2 separate regions of the Homo sapiens genome follow, and region 2 is linked to region 1. Evidence: chromatin contacts called from ENCODE Hi-C or POLR2A ChIA-PET data. All regions are on one chromosome and are shown on one strand. Each heading gives the region's core, a stretch centred on a gene start or an enhancer-like site at or near the end of the contact. The rest is flanking DNA. Distances are from core to core; before and after follow the strand shown. Region 1 has its middle 64 kb from the start of PDGFA. Region 2 has its middle 71 kb from the start of FOXL3-OT1.

Region 1 (4,736 bases), core at 660-3,159:
CTAGGCACATACTCCAGGGGCCTCTGAGGTCCTGACCCAGCAGCAGGACCAGGAACCACGTCGATTCTCCAGCATCTTCCCATGGATGGGCACTCCCGGCCGGCATTGCTGTTCCCTGGAGTCAAATGATGCTTGTCCTGCATCTCCAGGCCCCACAGGTGGACGGGCCCTCCTGGGCAGCATTGCTCTTCCCTGGAGTAAAACGATGCTTGTCTTGCATCTACACGCCCCGGAGGCAAGGGCTCCTCAGGCTCTTGTGGGGAGGAAGAGGAGAATGCCACCCCCTCAGCACCCCCACCCAGCACAGGAACGCCCACCACCCTCGTGGTCCTGACGCCACTGTCCTGAGCTGCTGTGACAGGTCTGGGGAGACCCCTGGATCCTCCAGCCCTCCCCCCCCGGGTGGCGAGGGGTCTCTTGCCCACAACAGCTGAGTAAACAAGCCCAGGTTGGGCAAGAGACTCCCCAAGTGGGTGGCAGAGCCTGGTTCTGACTCTATGCAGACTCCAAGTCAGAATTCTCTCCAGGGGTCCACACGGCCACCTGAGGAAGGGGTAACAATTCCTGCACCTGACTGGGCTTTGGGCCTGCGGAGCCGATGAAGTGGGAGCTCACCAGCTGGGGTGGCCAGACCCCCACCTACATGCACGGGTCCCTCTACAGCCCTTCTTGTCACAGCTGCAGGCAGGCCTCAGTTTCCCTGTCTGTAAGAGGGAGGCGGACGTCCTGGGCAGGGTGTCCATTCCCAGGGGCTGCCCTGGGACACAGCAGCACCAGGCATCTCCCCCTGGACAGCACCCGCAGCACCCACAAAAATCTGCCGGGGGCCACCGAGCCGGGGCCGCACAGCCAGAGCAAGGAGGCCTTCCTGGTGGAGGGGGCTCGTCACCTGGCCCTCAGTGAGGTGTGGGTCTGCCGGCGTCTATCCTGAGTCCGTCCGAGCGCCGGCGTCTATCCAGAGTCCATCCGAGCGCCGGCGTCTGTCCGGAGTCCTTCGAGCGCCCGCGTCTGTCCGGAGTCCGTCCGAGCGCCCGCGTCTGTCCTGAGTCGGTCCGAGCGCCCGCGTCTGTCCTGAGTCCGTCCGAGCGCCGGCGTCTGTCCTGAGTCCGTCCGAGCGCTGGCGTCTGTCCTGACTGCATCGGAGCGCCGGCGTCTGTCCTGAGTCCGTCCGAGCACCGAGGTTACAGCCCCTGTGCTGGGGCAGAACAGCATGTCCGTTGGGCTGCAGATGGGACGGTGCCCTGGGGACCCAGGAGGGGTGGACGCCTCCACCAGGGCCTTCTCCACTGGCCCAGCCTGGGCAAGACGCGGGCCCAGGTCAGCATCCACCCTGTCCCCCGTGTGTCCTCGGGGGCCCAGTCAGCCAAGCTCTGCCTCTCCTGACCTCCACCGGCCCATGCAGGCCTCGCCCGGACAGGTGGGAAGCTCAGAAGTCAGGAGCAGTCTGAGCCCAGAGTCAGGTTCCCGCCCTGGAGCATCGCTGGGGCCCATCTCCACGTGGATACAACGGGGCAGCATCCACCTGAACCCGAGGCCATGGGCAGCTTCACAACACAGAGTTCCCACAGTGCCTGGCCCTTCCCTCCTCCCTGTGCCAGGCCTGGGCTGGACGCAGGACGTGGGGACGGCTGTGTCCGTGTCCCCGGGGAGCACAGGGGCCACTGTGAGTATCACATGCAGTCGCTACTCCCCGCTGAGCCTCCGTTTCCCCACCTCTGAGTGGGGCTCCCTCTGCCCCCCGCCCCCACGCTCACACGTGCACAGACGGGCTGGGGTCTGAGGGTGACCTTGCTTCCCCGTGGGCTCCCCCGGAAGGGGCCTTTTCCCTGGGCTGCCCGCCCGCCCGGCCGCCCACATGCCCACCAGGCAGCCGTAGGGACACTTCCTGGCCACCCGCCAGCTCCCCGACTCGCCTATGGTGATTGCTGGCGCCCGGCCAGCCGCTGTCACTGGCCCCGGGGGCCCCTCAGCATTCTTGGCTTTTGTTTCCGATGACGCTGGGTCCACTGGGAAGGGAGAGACCAGACCAGGAGGGGGTTCAGGGAGAGCCAGCGATGCGACGGCAGGACCCCCAGGCCTCCCACCCCAACGCCGGGACCCCCAGGCCTCCCACCCCAATGCCAGGACCCCAGATCTCCCACCCCAGACCTCCCACTCCAACACTGGGACCCCTGGGCCTCCCACCCCAATGCCGGGACCCCCAGATCTCCCACTCCGGACCTCCCACTCCAACGCTGGGACCCCCAGGCCTCCCACCCCAACGCCAGGACCCCAGATCTCCCACCCCAGACCTCCCACTCCAACACTGGGACCCCCAGGCCTCCCACCCCAACGCCGGGACCCCCAGGTCTCCCACTCCGGACCTCCCACTCCAACGCTGGGACCCCCAGGCCTCCCACCCCAACGCCAGGACCCCAGATCTCCCACCCCAGACCTCCCACTCCAACACTGGGACCCCCAGGCCTCCCACCCCAACGCCAGGACCCCAGATCTCCCACTCCGGACCTCCCACTCCAACGCTGGGACCCCCAGGCCTCCCACCCCAACGCCAGGACCCCAGATCTCCCACCCCAGACCTCCCACTCCAACACTGGGACCCCTGGGCCTCCCACCCCAATGCCGGGACCCCCAGATCTCCCACCCTGGACCTCCTACTCCAACACTGGGACCCCCAGGCCTCCCACCCCAACGCCAGGACCCCAGATCTCCCACCCCAGGCCTCCCACTCCAACGCTGGGACCCCTGGGCCTCCCACCCCAACGCCAGGACCCCAGATCTCCCACCCCAGGCCTCCCACTCCAACACTGGGACCCCCAGGCCTCCCACCCCAACGCCAGGACCCCAGATCTCCCACCCCAGGCCTCCCACTCCAACGCTGGGACCCCCAGGCCTCCCACCCCAACGCCAGGACCCCAGATCTCCCACCCCAGACCTCCCACTCCAACACTGGGACCCCCAGGCCTCCCACCCCAACGCCAGGACCCCAGATCTCCCACCCCAGACCTCCCACTCCAACACTGGGACCCCCAGGCCTCCCACTCCAACGCCGGGACCCCCAGGCCTCCCACCCCAACGCCAGGACCCCCAGATCTCCCACCCTGGACCTCCTACTCCAACGCTGGGACCCCCGGGCCTCCCACCCCAATGCCAGGACCCCAGATCTCCCACCCCAGACCTCCCACTCCAACACTGGGACCCCTGGGCCTCCCACCCCAACGCCGGGACCCCCAGGTCTCCCACCCCGGACCTCCCACTCCAACGCTGGGACCCCCAGGCCTCCCACCCCAACGCCAGGACCCCCGGGCCTCCCACCCCAATGCCAGGACCCCCAGGCCTCCCACCCCAATGCCGGGACCCCAGATCTCCCACCCCAGACCTCCCACTCCAACACTGGGACCCCCGGGCCTCCCACCCCAACGCCGGGACCCCCAGGTCTCCCACCCCGGACCTCCCACTCCAACGCTGGGACCCCCAGGCCTCCCACCCCAACACCAGGACCCCTGGGCCTCCCATCCCAATGCCAGGACCCCCAGGTCTCCCACCCCAATGCCGGGACCCCCAGGTCTCCCACCCCGGACCTCCCACTCCAACGCTGGGACCCCCAGGCCTCCCACCCCAACACCAGGACCCCTGGGCCTCCCATCCCAATGCCAGGACCCCCAGGTCTCCCACCCCAATGCCGGGACCCCCAGATCTCCCCTCCAGACCTCCCACCCCAACGCCGGGACCCCTAGATCTCCCACCCTGGACCTCCCACTCCAATGCTGGGACCCCCGGGCCTCCCACCCCAATGCCAGGACCCCCGGGCCTCCCACCCCAATGCCGGGACCCCCAGATCTCCCACCCCAGACCTCCCACTCCAACGCTGGGACCCCCCAGGCCTCTGGGGCCCACAGAGGAGGGGTGGCAGTGAGGGTGGGGGGCTGTGTTGATGTGCGACTTCCAGTGTGGGATGGGAGTCGTCTCCCTGAAGAGGAAGAGGGAGCACAAGGGGCCTTGGGTGCTGCTGGCGCTCCCGAGCTGAAGGCGGGCAGAATGGACTCAGCACCAGGCCTCGGGTGAGGGGCTGGGGACAGCAGTGAGGCCTTGTCCTCCCGCAGACTCCCAGGGGTGTGAGGGTGAGGTCGAGAGGGCCACAGGTCAGGGTCTGACCCTGCCCCACGGGGACATCGCTGCCTGTACGGCCCTCCCCTAGGCCCCACTGTCCACGGGGGCCCCTCTGGGTTAAGAGCAGCGACAACTGTTCCTATTCATACCGCCTGGCCTCAGGTCCACGGCTGCGGCCACAGAGCCCATCCAGGAATTCTGCTGCTCTCAGTTTACATTTAAAATAAATGTTTCCTTAACTCGCATCTCATGGCCGGCGGTGAACGGCAGGAATTGTGAGCGCACATCCCGCCCTCCCTGCTGGACACTAAGGATGGGGGTCCCCTGGACCGAGCCTGGACAGTAGGGATGGGGGTCCCCTGGGCCAAGCCCAGACAGTGGGGGCAGGGGTCCCCTGGGCTGAGCCCGGACAGTAGAGGCGGGGCTCCTGTGAGCCGAGCATGGGGGTCCCCTGGGCCGAGCCTGGACAGTGGGGACGGAGGTCCCGTGGGCCGAGCCTGGACAGTGGGGATGGGGCTTCCCTGGGTTGAGCCTGGACAGTAGGGACGGGGCTCCCGTGGGCTGAGCCTGGACAGTAGGGATGGGACTCCCATGGGCCTAGCTGTCCCCAGACACTGGAGACCTGGCTA
Region 2 (4,736 bases), core at 1,078-3,577, 93 kb before region 1:
CAACGGCGGTGCGGGGGCCCCGTAAGCACTCCAGGAGGACGCCGAGTGAGCCCTCCCCTCTCACACCCGACCCTCCTCTCTCAGAAGCCACTGCTCTGGTGTGTGGCGGCCGCTGCCTTGCCTTTTCCCATGCAGTTTTGCCATAGACTATTTAGCTTTGTTTCTTAACTCCCAAAACACAAAACTGAACCCCCAGCGATGGCCTGTGCCCCATTCCCCAGTGCACAACGCAAGCCTCCTTCCCGCCAGCGCCAGCACGTCGCCCCGCGGTGCTCCCCGGTGTGAAAGGGCTGAGCCATCCCTCTGCTGTGACTGGCTTCCGGCGGTTTCCAGCGTCTTGCTTTCTGAGCAACGCTGCCGTGAACATCCCACAAACTCCTTGAGTCTGCCATGCACGTCTTTAGAGATAGGTGGAGAGTCGTGCCGGCCCCACGCGGGCAGCCCAGCAGCTCCGGGTGTTGGTGCCACCGGGCACTGTCTGGCCAAGGGTCCCCTTGCTCCGTCCTCGCCAGCCCTGGGTAGGGCCAGGCTTTTTAAGTTTTGCGGATCTGCTGGTGCGTAAGGGTCCTTCGTGGTGATCTCAATTTGCGTTTTCCTGATTGCGAAGGAGCCGAGCGTTGGTCACGCCTGGGAAGCTGTTCAGTGACTCCGTGTGCCCATCTTCCGCCGTCGGGGGCTTTGCTTGTCGACGCCTGTTGACGTTTTTAAATCTTCTGGGCCTCCCTTTTTTGGTCAAATATATATATGGCACATGTCCTGCTTCGGGCTTGTCTTTTCACTCCTTTTATGGTAGATTTTAATGTAACAGAATGTCTTTATTTTAATGTTTTAGAATTTACCAATCTTTGCCTTTATGACGAATAATTTTGTAGATTGTTTCACAAATCCATCCCTAATTCAAAGTCATGAAAACAGCCCTTTAAATCCTCTTCTAAAACCATGACGGGGTTTATTTACATTTAGGAATTTAATCCATGCAGGTCTGCCTTTAGTGGTGTGGAGAGGGACAGCACTCTCTGCTTTCTGTATGTGGGCGTCCGGTTGTCCCAAAGCCACGCTCCCACTCACGCCGCTGCCTCCCTGTCCCGACTCCCTCCCACTCACGCCTCAGCCTCCCTGTCCCGACTCCCTCCCACTCACGCCTCAGCCTCCCTGTCCTGACTCCCTCCCACTCACGCCTCAGCCTCCCTGTCCCGACTCCCTCCCACTCACGCCGCTGCCTCCCTGTCCCGACTCCCTCCCACTCACGCCTCAGCCTCCCTGTCCCGACTCCCTCCCACTCACGCCGCTGCCTCCCTGTCCCGACTCCCTCCCACTCACGCCGCTGCCTCCCTGTCCCGACTCCCTCCCACTCACGCCTCAGCCTCCCTGTCCCGACTCCCTCCCACTCACGCCGCTGCCTCCCTGTCCCGACTCCCTCCCACTCACGCCTCAGCCTCCCTGTCCCGACTCCCTCCCACTCACGCCGCTGCCTCCCTGTCCCGACTCCCTCCCACTCACGCCTCAGCCTCCCTGTCCCGACTCCCTCCCACTCACGCCTCCGCCTCCCTGTCCGGACTCCCTCCCACTCACGCCTCAGCCTCCCTGTCCTGACTCCCTCCCACTCACGCCTCAGCCTCCCTGTCCTGACTCCCTCCCACTCACGCCGCTGCCTCCCTGTCCCGACTCCATGCTGTGTGGACTACTGTTCTGTCCCCACCTCAGCATCACCTTGTCACAAATGTTATGACTTTTTAATAAGCCTCAATACAGACATCCCCAGTTCCTGCCCTGATCTCTGCCCTTCGAGAGTGATTTAGCTATTCCCAGTTCTTTGACTTTCAACATAAATTGTAGAGTCAGTTTTCCATGAACCACCACAAACAATTGCAGAAGTCTGGCTATGGAGTACGTGAGATGCCTGAATTCCTTTGGGGAGAGTTGACATCTTTGTAACTTGGGACTTCTCGGTTCATGAATACAGTTATTTAAGGAACCATTCACTTGAGTCTTCTCAAATGTCTCTCAGCCATGTTTTTTTACATCAGCTTCCTCTATAAAAATCTTACACATTGTTTGTTCTTCCTAGTATTTAATAGGCTCAGGCTTTTGTAAATGACATCTTTTCTAAATTTCACTTTGTCTCTGGCATATGAAGAAAAACAGCTGATTTTTGTGTATATTGATTTTGTCTCCAGCAAACTGCCCAGCTGTCTTACTGATTTCATAATTTACCCTGGTGCTGTTCAGCTCTTCGAACACACATAACCGTATCCTCCGTGACTGTCAGAAGTTGTATTTCTTCCTTTCCGATCTCGTTAGCTTTCATTTCCTTTTCCTGCCTTGGCCCGGACCTGCGGAAGGACGCTGGTGAAATGGTGCTGGAACGCACCGCCCCTTGGTCCCGATATCAAAGCAAAAGCTTCCGGGGGTGCTTCTGCTGTGGGTGTTTGCACATTTATCAGGTTAGGGAGGCGCTGCTGTTCCTACTTGAAGTATCTTTTTCCTGAAAGGACGTTGACTTTTATCAAACATTCTTTTCTCATTTGTTGAAATGACTGTAAGATTTTTCCCTTAAACCTGTTGGTGTGGAGGATTCTATTCATTGCCATTGTGACACTGAACCACTTCTAGTCCTGGGATAGACACGGCAGCCACGAGGTGCGATCCCGTCCACGCGCTCAGCCGTTGAGCCTCACTGCCATGTTTTAGGAGCTGTTATCTCCCTTCTGTGTCAAGGGCCTCTCGCCCCCTGAGATGGGATGGAGAATGCTTGCTTCACTGCTGTTCTCTTGACGGGTTAAAGATAGTGTTATTTGTTTCTTGAATATATTGATAAACATCACCAGCGAGGGCATTTGAACCTGGAATTTGTTTTGTTTTGAGACAGGGTCTGGCTCTGTCACCCAGGCTGGAGTGCAGTGGTGCAATCACAGCGCACTGCAAGCTCTGACCTTCCAGGCTCAGGTGATCGTCCCACTTCAGCCTCCCGAGTAGCTAGGACTACAGGCATGCACCACCACATCCAACTAATTTTTAAAATGTTCTGTAGAGACATGGTCTCACTATGTTGCCGACACTGGTCTGAAACTCCTGGGCTCAAGAGATGCCCCTGTTTTGGCGTCCTGAGTAGCTGGGATTACAGATGCATGCCACTGCACCCAGCTACATTTTGCATTTTGTAGAGACAGGGTCTCACTATGTGGCACAGGCTGGGCTCGATCTCCTGGCCTCAAATGATCCTCCTGCTTTGGCTTCCCGAAGTGCTGGGATCATAGGCATGAGCCACTGCACTCAGCCAGGCTGCCCCCTTTCCTTAGTGGGAAGACTCTCATGCATTGCTGGCAAGGGAGCAGCTGATGCATGCTCTTCGAGTAACGGTTCTGTAACATCCACTCAGGCTCCGAAGCCACGTGCGACTGCCCAGCAGGCCCCTGGGACACACCAGAGGCTGAGTTCATGCACCTGCCCAGGACACGCACGAGCACCCACGTCTGCAATACTGGTGACCGCAAGAAGCTGGAGACCATGCAAACGCGGATCTGCAGGGGAGCAGGTCAGGGGACAGAACACGCCCGGATGGGCCTCGTGGCATGACATGGAGGGAAAGAAGCCGGAAGCAAAAGAGTGCACATAGGAGATTTCAGTTGAGCAGCCGGCAAGCCTGGGACGCGGGGGGCCCTGAGAGTCAGGCCCACAGCTACGCAAAAGCCGCGCTGACAGGAAGTGCAGGAGGCAGCCTGTGGCATCCTGAGAAGGTTCTGTGTCTTGTAAAAAAAATTCTCTGATCTGGGCTGGGCGCGGTGGCTCACGCCTGTAATCCCAGCACTTTGGGAGGCCGAGGCAGGTAGATCACGAGGTCAGGAGTTCAAGACCAGCCTGACCAAGATGGTGAAACCCCGTCTCTACTAAAAATACAAAAAGTAGCCGGGCGTGGTGGCAGGTGCCTGTAATCCCAGCTACTGGGGAGGCTGAGGAAGAGAATTGCTTGAACCCGGGAGGCGGAGCTTGCAGTGAGCCAAGATCACACCACGACACTCCACCCTGAGCGACAGAGCGAGACTCCGTATCAAAAAAAACAAAAAAAATCATTGATCCAAGCACTTAATATTAGCACACGTCACATCATACCCTGTGTGTTATACGGCAATAAAAAGAACAGACACGATACAACTACGTTGCAGAGATGCCCCCTCCCCACTGTCACCACTGCTGGATGTTGGCTGTTCTCTCTGGATTCTGTTCCTTGACAAGCCTGTGTGTGGGGTGCAAGGCCAGCGCCCACAACAGCTTCAGATCCTCTTAGGCCTCGACATGTCACAGGTAATTTTCTGATTCGCACAGGGCTGTGACACCACCAAAGTCAGGTCACGTGCATCCTTCACTCAGGGTCTTTCTGGTGAGCTGTTCCAAGTCAATCACCACACTCAAAGCTGGACACGTATGACCTCCCTCCACCTCTTCGGAGGTCCGAAAGGATCATACACCCATTTCACAGATGAGGCCACCGAGGCTTCCAGGCAAGCCACTCACCCCGGGCCAAGAAGAGAAACGTCTGGGCCTCCTCCTGCCGACTCAGCCCCTCTGACCCCAGCAGTCCTTAGAGAACCAGGACTCAGCCCCTCTGACCCCAGCAGTCCTTACAGAACCACGACTCAGCCCCTCTGACCCCAGCAGTCCTTAGAGAACCACACGGATCCTTGAGGCGATGCCTCCTGAGCTGTACATCAGCTGGGCTACTGGCTTTATCGCCCACT

What was found. A loop is a pair of places that touch in the nucleus more often than their neighbours do. ChIA-PET counts read pairs that join two places held with the same protein, here RNA polymerase II (POLR2A). Pooled maps may share reads with other maps.
Region 2: a loop to region 1 is called in a pooled map, with 2.4 times the contacts of the local background. The contact joins two enhancer-like sites. A Hi-C loop is called at or near these places in 1 of 50 pooled maps. POLR2A ChIA-PET finds 5 or more read pairs at or near these places in 3 of 52 experiments (activated T-cell, activated naive CD8-positive, alpha-beta T cell and naive thymus-derived CD8-positive, alpha-beta T cell).

The regions. Positions count from the first base shown.
Region 1 is chr7:453,887-458,622 of GRCh38, forward strand. No RefSeq gene overlaps it. Among named protein-coding and RNA genes, the nearest start is that of PDGFA, 64 kb to the right of the region's middle. Within about 2 kb of position 1,910, at least 2 of the 41 ENCODE cell types and tissues checked have a DNase peak (open chromatin) inside an H3K27ac peak, as active enhancers do.
Region 2 is chr7:360,269-365,004 of GRCh38, forward strand. No RefSeq gene overlaps it. Among named protein-coding and RNA genes, the nearest start is that of FOXL3-OT1, 71 kb to the left of the region's middle. RefSeq lists an enhancer at 4,526-4,736. Within about 2 kb of position 2,328, at least 10 of the 41 ENCODE cell types and tissues checked have a DNase peak (open chromatin) inside an H3K27ac peak, as active enhancers do.